2 separate regions of the Mus musculus genome follow, and region 2 is linked to region 1. A link is a loop called in an ENCODE intact Hi-C map of the cell type or tissue named here. Cell type or tissue: heart. All regions are shown on one strand.

Evidence for each region. Peaks named below come from ENCODE experiments on the same cell type or tissue, not always from the same donor. Only the 100,000 strongest peaks of a DNase experiment are listed, where the experiment ranks them.
Region 2: a loop joins it to region 1, with 2.7 times the contacts of the local background. A loop is called at or near these places in 4 of 42 quality-filtered maps.

What each region holds. Positions count from the first base shown.
Region 1 is chr8:106,832,822-106,837,821 of GRCm38, reverse strand. The region is part of intron 17 of Tango6 (transport and golgi organization 6); the gene reads right to left. All of the region lies in intron 1 of Gm34197 (a long non-coding RNA gene), which reads left to right. Among named protein-coding and RNA genes, the nearest start is that of Gm34197, 12 kb to the left of the region's middle. In heart, no CTCF peak of the experiment used is centred here; a DNase peak (open chromatin) is centred at 2,721; H3K27ac peaks cover 387 bases.
Region 2 is chr8:106,768,802-106,773,801 of GRCm38, reverse strand. All of the region lies in intron 14 of Tango6 (transport and golgi organization 6), which reads right to left. Among named protein-coding and RNA genes, the nearest start is that of Gm34197, 76 kb to the left of the region's middle. In heart, no CTCF peak of the experiment used is centred here; a DNase peak (open chromatin) is centred at 2,811.

The DNA.
Region 1 (5,000 bases):
AGAGGTCACTTTTGGAGACCTTCCTCTAGCATACAGTTTGTTGAGGCAGGGTCTCCCACTGACCACTCATTTCTGCAAACCTGGCTGCTCTTGTGACCTGCTTGTCTCTGCCACTGGCTCTTCTGTGGGTGCTGGGGGTGTGAATTCAGATGCCCATGATCTTGGAGCAAGCACTCACCCCCCAAGCAACCTCCCAGCCCCCCAGAATCAGTAATCTAATACAAATAAGGATGAGGCAGCACAGGATAGCTGAAAAACAAAACAATAAAAGACCTAAAAAAGCTGACAGGAGCCTTAGTAGGGATCTACCATTACTTCAATGTCAATGTGTTAAGAGGCTGCCCAAGATGCAGCTAAGTGCCAATGACAAGGCAAAGAGACTTGGACTATATTTCTTGGAATTTTCTTAATTATGAACAAAGAAGTTTTCCCAGAACAGAGAATAGCTCTTACATGTACATTTGTACTGTGTCTCCCAGGCAAGTGAGATGGCTATGCCGTCTCTACAACCTGAGTTGGGTCCCCTAGAACCTACATAAAAGCTGGACTTGGGAGCACGCATTACATTCTCAGCACAGGGAGAGCCTTCCCCAGAACTCCCCACCCCACCAGCTAGCCTACAGTGTGAAGCTCAGTTGAGACAAAAAGAAAAACCTGCCTCAACAAGGTGGCAGGCTTCCGTTTCCTCATTCCAGTGACACAATACCCGCTAACTCAGGAGAACTGGAGACCAGAAGAAAGCCCAGTGGTGAAGCAAAGGGGTCCTGGGAAGCCATCTGTGTCTGAACACATCTCTAACAGTTCACATGTTTCTCCAGTACAGCCTCAGGCTTGGTCAGGTAAACCCTTCAGGAAGAGCAGAGCTGGCCCCTTACTTCTACCTCTGCTGGCTTCGTGACCTGAACATGGAGACATAAGCGTGCTGTGCCCCAGCGTCCCATCTGTGGATAGGTTGGGAGCCTACTTGTCACAGAGTTGCTATGAGGATTTAGGACCTAAAGAGTTTTGAGGTATAATTAGTCATTAGTGAGTGTTAGCAATGTTCAGTGCAGACGCTTGGAGGGTGTGGGCTTCCCCAGGAACCACTGCCTGAGCACACAAACCACAGGGCAATGAACAGTGAGCGACAAGAGGACTTACAGCGTTTATTTACTTTGTGTGGAGGAGACTCAGACCACAGTGCCTGTGGTGAGGTCAGAGAACAACGACCAACAAGGACCTGGTCCTCTCCTTCAGACATTGGTCTGGTGGATCAAATGCAGGCTGTCAGTCTTGCAGCAAATGTTTTGTCCACTGAGCCACCTATCTCCCCAGCCCTCAAACTAAGTAGCTGGAGATGACCTTCAACTCCTGCTCTTTAAAAACTGTTACTTACTTAAAGATTTTATTTCAGCTGGGTGGTGGTGGCACATGCCTTTAATCCCAGCACTTGGGAGGCAGAGGCAGGCGGATTTCTAAGTTCGAGGCCAGCCTGGTCTACAAAGTGAGTTCCAGGACAGTCAAGGCTACACAGAGAAACCCTGTCTCGAAAAACCAAATCCTCCCCTCCCCCCCCCCCCAAAAAAGATTTTATTTGTAGTATGTGTATGACTATCTCACCAATAAATGCACTGAGTAAACGTACTGTGCTATGTGTGTATGCCATTATGTATGTATGTATGACCTTAGAGGTCAGGAGAGGTTGGATCTCATAGGCCTGGAGTAACAGACAGCTGTGAGCCTCCATGTGGGTGCTGGGAACTGAACCTAGATCCTCTGTAAGAGCAGACAGTGTTCTTAACCACTGTGCCGTCTCCAGCCCCTCATCAGCCCCTTCTCTCTTTTTCTCTCTTTCCATATAGGGTTTCTCTGTGTAGCCTCAGTTTTTATGGAACTCCCTCTGTAGACCAGGATGGCCTCTAAACTCACCGAGATCCACCTGACTGTATCCTGAGTGCCACAGCCTGGCTAGCCTCCTCATTTCTCATTCTTGTCTTAATTTTTGTTGAAAATGAACCTTAATTTCTATTAGGCTACCTTTTGTGAATGATGCATACCAGAGTTTACTGGGTTGTCTTGAGCCTATAACAGATGATTAACTTCATAAAATTTTTTCACATTCATTTTCATTCTGTAGAGCTTAACCTGTAACATCATATACCTCCTTATCAACTGGCACTACTGGGAAGTCTAATTCACTCGTGTTTGGAAGCAACCAACATCGTGAGTTAATTTCCCACTGACAATCACCAGGGCCAGAGTCATCACTTTTGTCCTTATGCACAATTGGGGAAATCGGCACCAGAACACTCACAGAAGATGTAGGTGCAGCCAGTCCCTGGGCTGCCTCCCACCCCCACTTCCTACGTTTGTCCCACCTTGCCCAGTCTACCCAGTATCAAACTGGTGTCATCTCACACCACCCCAAGACAAGTGTACTCAGGATTTCTTCTTTTCAGAGGAAGGGATACAGAGGAATGTTTGCCACCCAGACACCTGTCACAGCAGTGTAATTACTTTCGGAGGGAGAAAAGTCCCAAGACTCTCCCTAGCCTGGCAACCTGGAAGGGGTTTGGTCTCCTGTGCTTTCTCTCTGCTCCCTGATATTTCTCATCTTCTCTGTGATGGGAACTTGCTAAATGCAAAATCTAGGGCTGGGTTTTTGGCAAGAGATGGAGGGACATGAGGAAGGACAAAGGCAACCTGCCTGTTTCCTGTCTGTGTTCTCTGAAGACTTGTTGACAGGTCCTGGAGGGCTCCTGGGCCCAACGCCAGCCCAAACACCCTCCAACAGCTCCTCTGTCCTTCTCCTGGGTAGACAGGAACTGTGGTGGGAGAGGTGACCTGGTCTGGATTCCTTTTGGATATTATGGATTCACAGATCTCAAACAGCCTTTATCTGGTCATGATCTGTAGAATAAATATCCAGGACACTACCTTTCTGGGTCTTTCAGATGACAGGGACACAGAAGACTGAGACTGTGTTCTGAAGCTACCACTGGACAGTTGGGGGACAGTTAACCTATCTTCCTTGCCTTAGTCTCTTCATCTTAACAACAGGCACATGAAACTAGACCCTAAACCAAATAGTTACAAAGACAGAATGGGTCAATTCATGGAGAGCACGCAGACATCAGTGCTGTTACATAATAAATGCCCAACAGTGCGTGCTCAGTCAAAGTCTTTTGGGGAGTTTTCATACACATGTAGTTTTTGTTTTGTTTTGTTTTGAGGAAACTACTATGCATATCGAGAAAGAGTGTTTTGATTTGTTTGGAATTTACCAAAAGCACTTACCTGAGTCTGTCTGTATCTGTAGCTACCCCACTCATGGAGATTCTACACGCAAGAGCAACTGAATAATGAATGTCTTTTTTTTGTTGTTTTTCGAGACAGGGTTTTTCTGTGTAGCCCTGGCTGTCCTGGAACTCACTCTGTAGACCAGGCTGGCCTCGAACTCAGAAATCCGCCTGCCTCTGCCTCCCAAGTGCTGGGATTAAAGGTGTGTGCCACCACGCCCGGCAACAGGTGTGTTTCTAAGCCACTGCAATGACCCAACCTCAATACAGAGAAGAAAGAACAGGGTGCTAACTCAGAATAAGACATGCATTATTGCTGGGCGATGGTAGCGCACGCCTTTAATCCCAGCACTTGGGAGGCAGAGGCAGGCGGGTTTCTGAGTTCGAGGTCAGCCTGGTCTACCGAGTGAGTTCCAGGACAGCCAGGGCTACAAAGAGAAACCCTGTCTCGGAAAACCGAAAAAAAAAAAAAAAGGAAACGAGAAAAGAAACACACCTGCTGTGTAAGCAGCTATCCCTTCTACTTAGCAGAATGTAGGCAATACTATAAAAAGGGGTTATAACAATATATGTCCTAATAAAAACTCATTGGTCTGATCTAGACAAGGCTGATAGAATGGATTCTTGCAAACCTGATTCTGGATATGTATTTGTGTGTACATTCATGTGTGTGTGTGTGTGTAAATGTAGTGTAGAGGTACAGAGGTCAGAGGACAATCTTGGTAAAGGTCCTTGCCTTTTGTTTGTTTGAAACAGGAGTCTCTTGATTTTCTGCTAAGTATGCAGGTGTCTAACCCGTGAACTTTTGCCTCCTATGTGCCTGTGGAGCACGGAGATTCCAAATACATGTCTGCGTATTCCACCACCTAGGCAGGGTTTCTCTCTGGGTGTCCTGGAACTTGCTCTGTAGACCACGCTGACCTCAAACTCACAGAGATCTGCCTGCCTCCGCCTTCTGAGTGCTGGGATTAAAGCATACATGGCCCCTGCCCAGCTTGGGTCTGAGGATTCTTGCCCACTAAGCCATGTCCTCGGTCTCAAGCCTTGGTCCTCTTTTGTATACTGACTCACCTTAATAATGTTACCTAAGGTACCCTGGGTAACATAACAGATCTTGATGATGTCACTAAGGTGCCCTCGATAACATGACAAATCTTGTTCCTGATGAACAAGTAAATTAAACACAGGGAGAGCGGGAAGAAGCTGACTTTCACTAGCATTTGGCAATGCAGGTTGCCAGAGACACCAGGAAACCAGTACTGCTGCTTCCTGGCATTAGCTTTGGAAAACTCTGGAAAACCCACAAGCCCTTCCTTCATTCATAATATGAGACGTCTGGATTCTTATGATGGCTAACACGAACTGAATCTCTAGGGCTTTCCAAACTTATTTGACCTTATTTTAAAGGAGAAACTCACGAGTTACTATGCCAATGGACATCTTTGTGGTATATACATTAAGTATCTCAAAGATCTTTTCTACTTCTTATATCCAAAAATTCTGGAGCTTTAAATATATAAGTAAACCCATCTCGAAAAACCAAAAAAATAAAAAAAAATAAAAGTATATATATATATAAGTAAGAGAGTCTTGGGGCTGGTGAGATGGCTCAGTGGGTAAGAGCACCCGACTGCTCTTCCGAAGGTCAGGAGTTCAAATCCCAGCAACCACATGGTGGCTCACAACCATCCGTAACGAGATCTGACTCCCTCTTCTGGAGTG
Region 2 (5,000 bases), 64 kb after region 1:
AAAAAATTTAAAGGGTAGGTCTTTAAAAGGGGGGAGGGGGAAGGGGGCATGGCTGTACATGGTAGCATCCATGTGTAATTCTAACCCTTGGGAGGTAGAGGTAGAAAGATCACAAGTTCAAAGCTATACTCAATTACATGGTGAGTTTGAGGTCATTTTAGGCTGTATGAGCCTCTGTCTCCAAAAACCCTAACCAAACAAACACAAGCAGTGTTGTCAGGAGGATGGGGTAACTGGGAATGTGTCTGCACTTGTACTCAGCCCGCCTCTCAGGACTAGAAAGGAGCAGTCAGGACTGGAGAGATGGCTCGCTGCCTGCTACTCCAGACGACCTGGGTTCAGTTCCCTGCACACACAGGGCTGTTTCGGGGAATCCGACCCTCTGGCTTCTATGGGCAATATACACAAGCAGTACACAGCCATGTAAACAAAATACTCATACACATAAAATAGTGGGATAATAATTAAAAGGAAAAGAGTACATGATGTCCAACTTTTTCTTCAACAAGAAAGATCCATATAAGTGTTTTATCTAGAACTGGAGAGGTCATTATTAGACAAAAGTACTTTTAAAAGTTAGAGAGGTGAGCCAAGTAACAGGGCACACTGACACCCTGGCATCCAGAGACAGGGTGCAGGGGGATGACAAGACTGAAGCCAGCCTGGGCTACAGCAAGACCCTGTTGCCAAGAGAAAACTTAAAGCTGGAAATGATCTTTGGGCCTTCAAACTAGTGGGATAAAAGTAGGGCAGATGGCAGTGTCCAAGTACTGGGCATAGTCACGGGCCTGTGACCCCAGCACTCAGAAGGCTGTGGAAAGCCAGCCTGGGACGCGTAATTACAGACAAGCCTGAGCAATTGAGTGAAATACTGTCTCAAAAAGCCAAATAACAACAGCAACAACAAAGAATGTTGTTCAACGTAATTAATAAATTTATTTCGAAAACTAGAATGATAAGAACATATGTATCCATCTGTAGGAGAAGTTCTAGTTTGAAAGGACAATGAATAACAGTCCAGAAAAATGGTCCCCTGAGACATCGATGACTCCCACAATTCCAGCATTTGGGAGGCAGAGGAGGGTCATAAGTTCAAGGCCAGCCTGGGTTACATACCTTAAGGCTAGCCTGACAAAGGAGGGAGAAAGGATGGCTAGGTGGGGGGAGGGGGAGAAAGAGAGAGAGAGAGAGAGAGAGAGAAAGACAGAGACAGAGAGAGAGAGAGAGAGAGAGAGAGAGGAAGGAGGAGGAGGAGGAGGAGGAGGAGGAGGGAGGGGGGAGGGACAGAGGAGACAAAAGACAGGGAGAAGGGATCAGATGCAGAGACCCTTTCTTTATGATTACGCAGAAACAATCACTGATTATGTATTGACTCTAGATTACAAAGAAATGGAGACCATGTCAGAAGGGAAAGGAAGAGGGAGGCCATGCCTCAGCCAGGTATGTCCGCTGATATAGGGGCGTTCTCATTACAGTGGAAACTAATAATAATTTCAACACCAAAATTCCAGGAAATTGCACAAACTAGGGAAGCTGGTTATTATATCAAGGAAGTGTGGAGATCGACTGAGTAACGGCTGTCTTTGTAATTACAGTGAATGATAACATCAGGCATGCCAATATGATGTTTAATTACGAAGGCTCCAAAGCTGTGCTGACTACAGACAGGTCTAAAAATTCCTACAGAGGCAGGATAGTTAGTCAAGTCTGAAGAAAAGCAGAGTTACACTAAGGAACACTGGTGGCCAACGGCTGAAGCTCAGAAAGAACCTAGAGCAGCCAGCTAGCTATCAAATCTTTTCACTTACTTATTTTATTTGTTTGTGTTTGTGTGTGTTCTTGCTCAAGCATATCCTGGAGGGCATGTGGAAGTCAGAGGACAACTTGTGGGAGTCACTTTCATTACATGGGTTCTGCAGATCAAACTCAGGTCAACAGGAGTGTTTACCACTCAGCTATCTCAGTGAGCTCTTTAATAAGGATCCGAGTAATAAATGCATACCCAAGGTAATACTGTGAAGTTTGTTTAAGTAGTTTCCTAATTTTCACTTTGAATATGGGAACCTGTGTTTCCTGACAGCCACACAGAAGTCCCCTGAATCATGAAATTATATTTTTTCCTCTTTTAAATACTTACTGAGTTTGTTCTTTGATGATTGCATACACATTTAACCTGCACACTGACGATTATAACCACCCTCCGTTCTTATTTTTTGAGGCAAGACAGAGTCTCGTGTAGCCCAGCTAGTCTTGAATTCCATATGTAGCTAAGGCTGGACTTGAATTTCTGATCCTACCACGTGAGTGCTGGGAATACAGGTGTGTGCCACAATGCCCAGCCTGGGTTATCTGTGCATACGTATGTGGTGGTCAGAGGTCAACATGAGGTGTCTTTCTTAGTCACCTCCACTTCAGTTTTAGAGACAAAGTCTCACCAGTTGACTGGGCTGGCTAGTGAGCCCTGGGGATGCCCTTGTCTCTGCCTTCTCAGTACTGGGACTATCAGTGCGCATGGCCACATCTGGGTTTTATGTGAGTGCGAGGAATCAGATGAATCTCAGGGCCTCATGTTTGCACAGCAAACACTTTACCAAATGAGCATCCCTGCCCCATGAGGCATTATTCCTAAGAAACTAACAGGAAGCCACTAACACACACCACACTGAGCGTCCTGTAAACACCAAGCACTGCGCATGCGCCCATCACATGTGCCCATCCTATCGCATGCGCCAGCCAGTCCTTTGAAGAGGACCCATTATCATTTCTAATTTTACTGGGAGACAGTGAAGAACAGAGAGTTGAGAACAGAGCTGGCACATGACAAAGCTGAGCTGCCATCCCTCACACCACGGCCCACCTGGCAGCAGTGCCTGGGGAAATGACTACAGGAATAGTACGAGCCTCACAGCACTCTAACCCTAAAGATAGCAAACCTCATGCTTTCAAGAACAGGCAACCCCAGCCTTGCTCCAGGACATGCACTTTCTGCAGGACTCCAAGGTCCACAGTGGGTGGTGGCCCACGCTGTGTACCAAGTCCACAGTCCCAGGGTCCAGATGGGCTTCCTGGGGAAACTTTTCTCCACTTGTACACTTCACAAGCTAAATAAGCTTGTGAAAAAGGAACTTAGTGATGTTAATGCAATTTACAAATGCTTCTAATGTGAAATGTTGCCAGCATTAGTGATGCCAGAAGAGTCGCACAAACGGGAAATGGAAAGCGAAGGCTTCAGCCTGCTTTCTAACCAGCTGCTCAAACTCCCCTCTACCCGACAGTTTTATAGGCCACTGCAAGCCCTCTACCTGGTCTTCCCAGGGCTGCCTCTACCAAGTAAGAGCTTATAGGTGAGCCCAGAGAGAAGCAATAAGAGTAGAGATCAAGAAAACCATCAAGTAGGCTGTGGAGACAGTTCAGTGGGCAAAGTGCTCACTGTAAGTCTGACAACCCAAGTCTGAAACGTCAAAACTCATGCGTTGCTGGATAAGGCAGTGGGCATCTGTAATCCCCGTGTACTTAGGGCGAGATGGGAGGCTAGCAGTGGTGAGCAACAGAGACCACCTCAGATGAGGTGAAAATGCTGGACTGACACCTGGAGTTGGCCTCCGACCTACACATGAGCACTGAAGTGCACACATGTGTATATGCAACACCTACACATGAAGGTGCTCACATACACCATGTACACATGAATCCTCACACGCACATACACGCGCACACACACACACACACACACACACACGAGAGAGAGAGAGAGAGAGAGAGAGAGAGAGAGAGAGAGAGAAGGAGGGGGGGGGAGAGAGAGAGACAGACAGAGAGACCACAGCTTTGACAGTCATCACTGCTCTATGTATTCAGAGCACCTTGCATTTCAGCTGCTCATGAGTGAGAAATAAAGATGTCACTTGCTGAATTCTCCAGAGACATTTCCAGGGATCACTTCTATTAACATTAACTTTTCTTTACGCAGCTTTCCCAGAGTGAGCAAGCACACCAAGAGACAGTTACTGGTAAGAAGACCAGCAGGGCCCCTGACTTTCCCGAGAACTTGAGCTGATTCATTCCCTGAGTCATCTCCAGGTAAGAAATAAAACCCTCTCCACACTTCTTGCAATCCTCAAGCCGAGGCAGGTAACCACTGCTCTGTGTACTCAGCACCTGGATGACAGGGCAGGAGGGGCCAACTGAACCCCGGGTTCCAGTGCCATTTCACCTCCGGCCTACAGAAGCTGCTGCGTCAGCACAGCTGACTGACGGCAGCCACTAGCCCTAAAGCTTGGGCAAGATGGGGCTGATCTTCTACTTGCTCAGGGTCTCCTTATGCCTGGGGCGCCAGCCAGTGACAGAGACAGGATAGAGGCACTTCTTAAAGTGCCCTTTCCCCTTAGTTACGCCTAGCAGATGTACTAATAAGGTGATTAGGCAAGCATGGTGACAGAAACCCAAGGCTATAACTGGCTTAGAGAAAGTGATCATTGCAAAACCAGCAACCACGATGCCCAGGGCTTATAACTACAGCATCATCCGAGCGAGACCAAGCAGGGCTGCCGTTAACATGCCACAGAGGCACTTCTCTCCTGAAGACGTGTGCACACAGGAGCACTCTCCCTATAGCCTCAGGGGTTACCAGACCTAGTCAGGGACTGACTTTCACCCATCAGATTCAAATCCTGCAGAAAGTACCAACTTACAATAAGATGTGGTTAGAAATGACAAGATGGCTTAGAGGCAGAATATTTGTTTAGCATGTGTGAAGCCATGGGTTCAATTACAGGCACGGCAAAAGGCAAGGGGAGTGAGACATCTGTAAACAGAGGAGAGAGGAGGACCGCTAAAAAGTGACGTTGGGGAGCAGAGAGTAGGCTCTGCAGTTAAGAGCACCAGTTGTTCTCCCAGAGGATAGAGGTTCGATTCCCTCCACCCACATAGCAGCTACAACTGTCTCTGACTCCAGTGCTAGGAGATTCATTGTCCTCTTCTGGACTCCAGGGGCACTGCACACA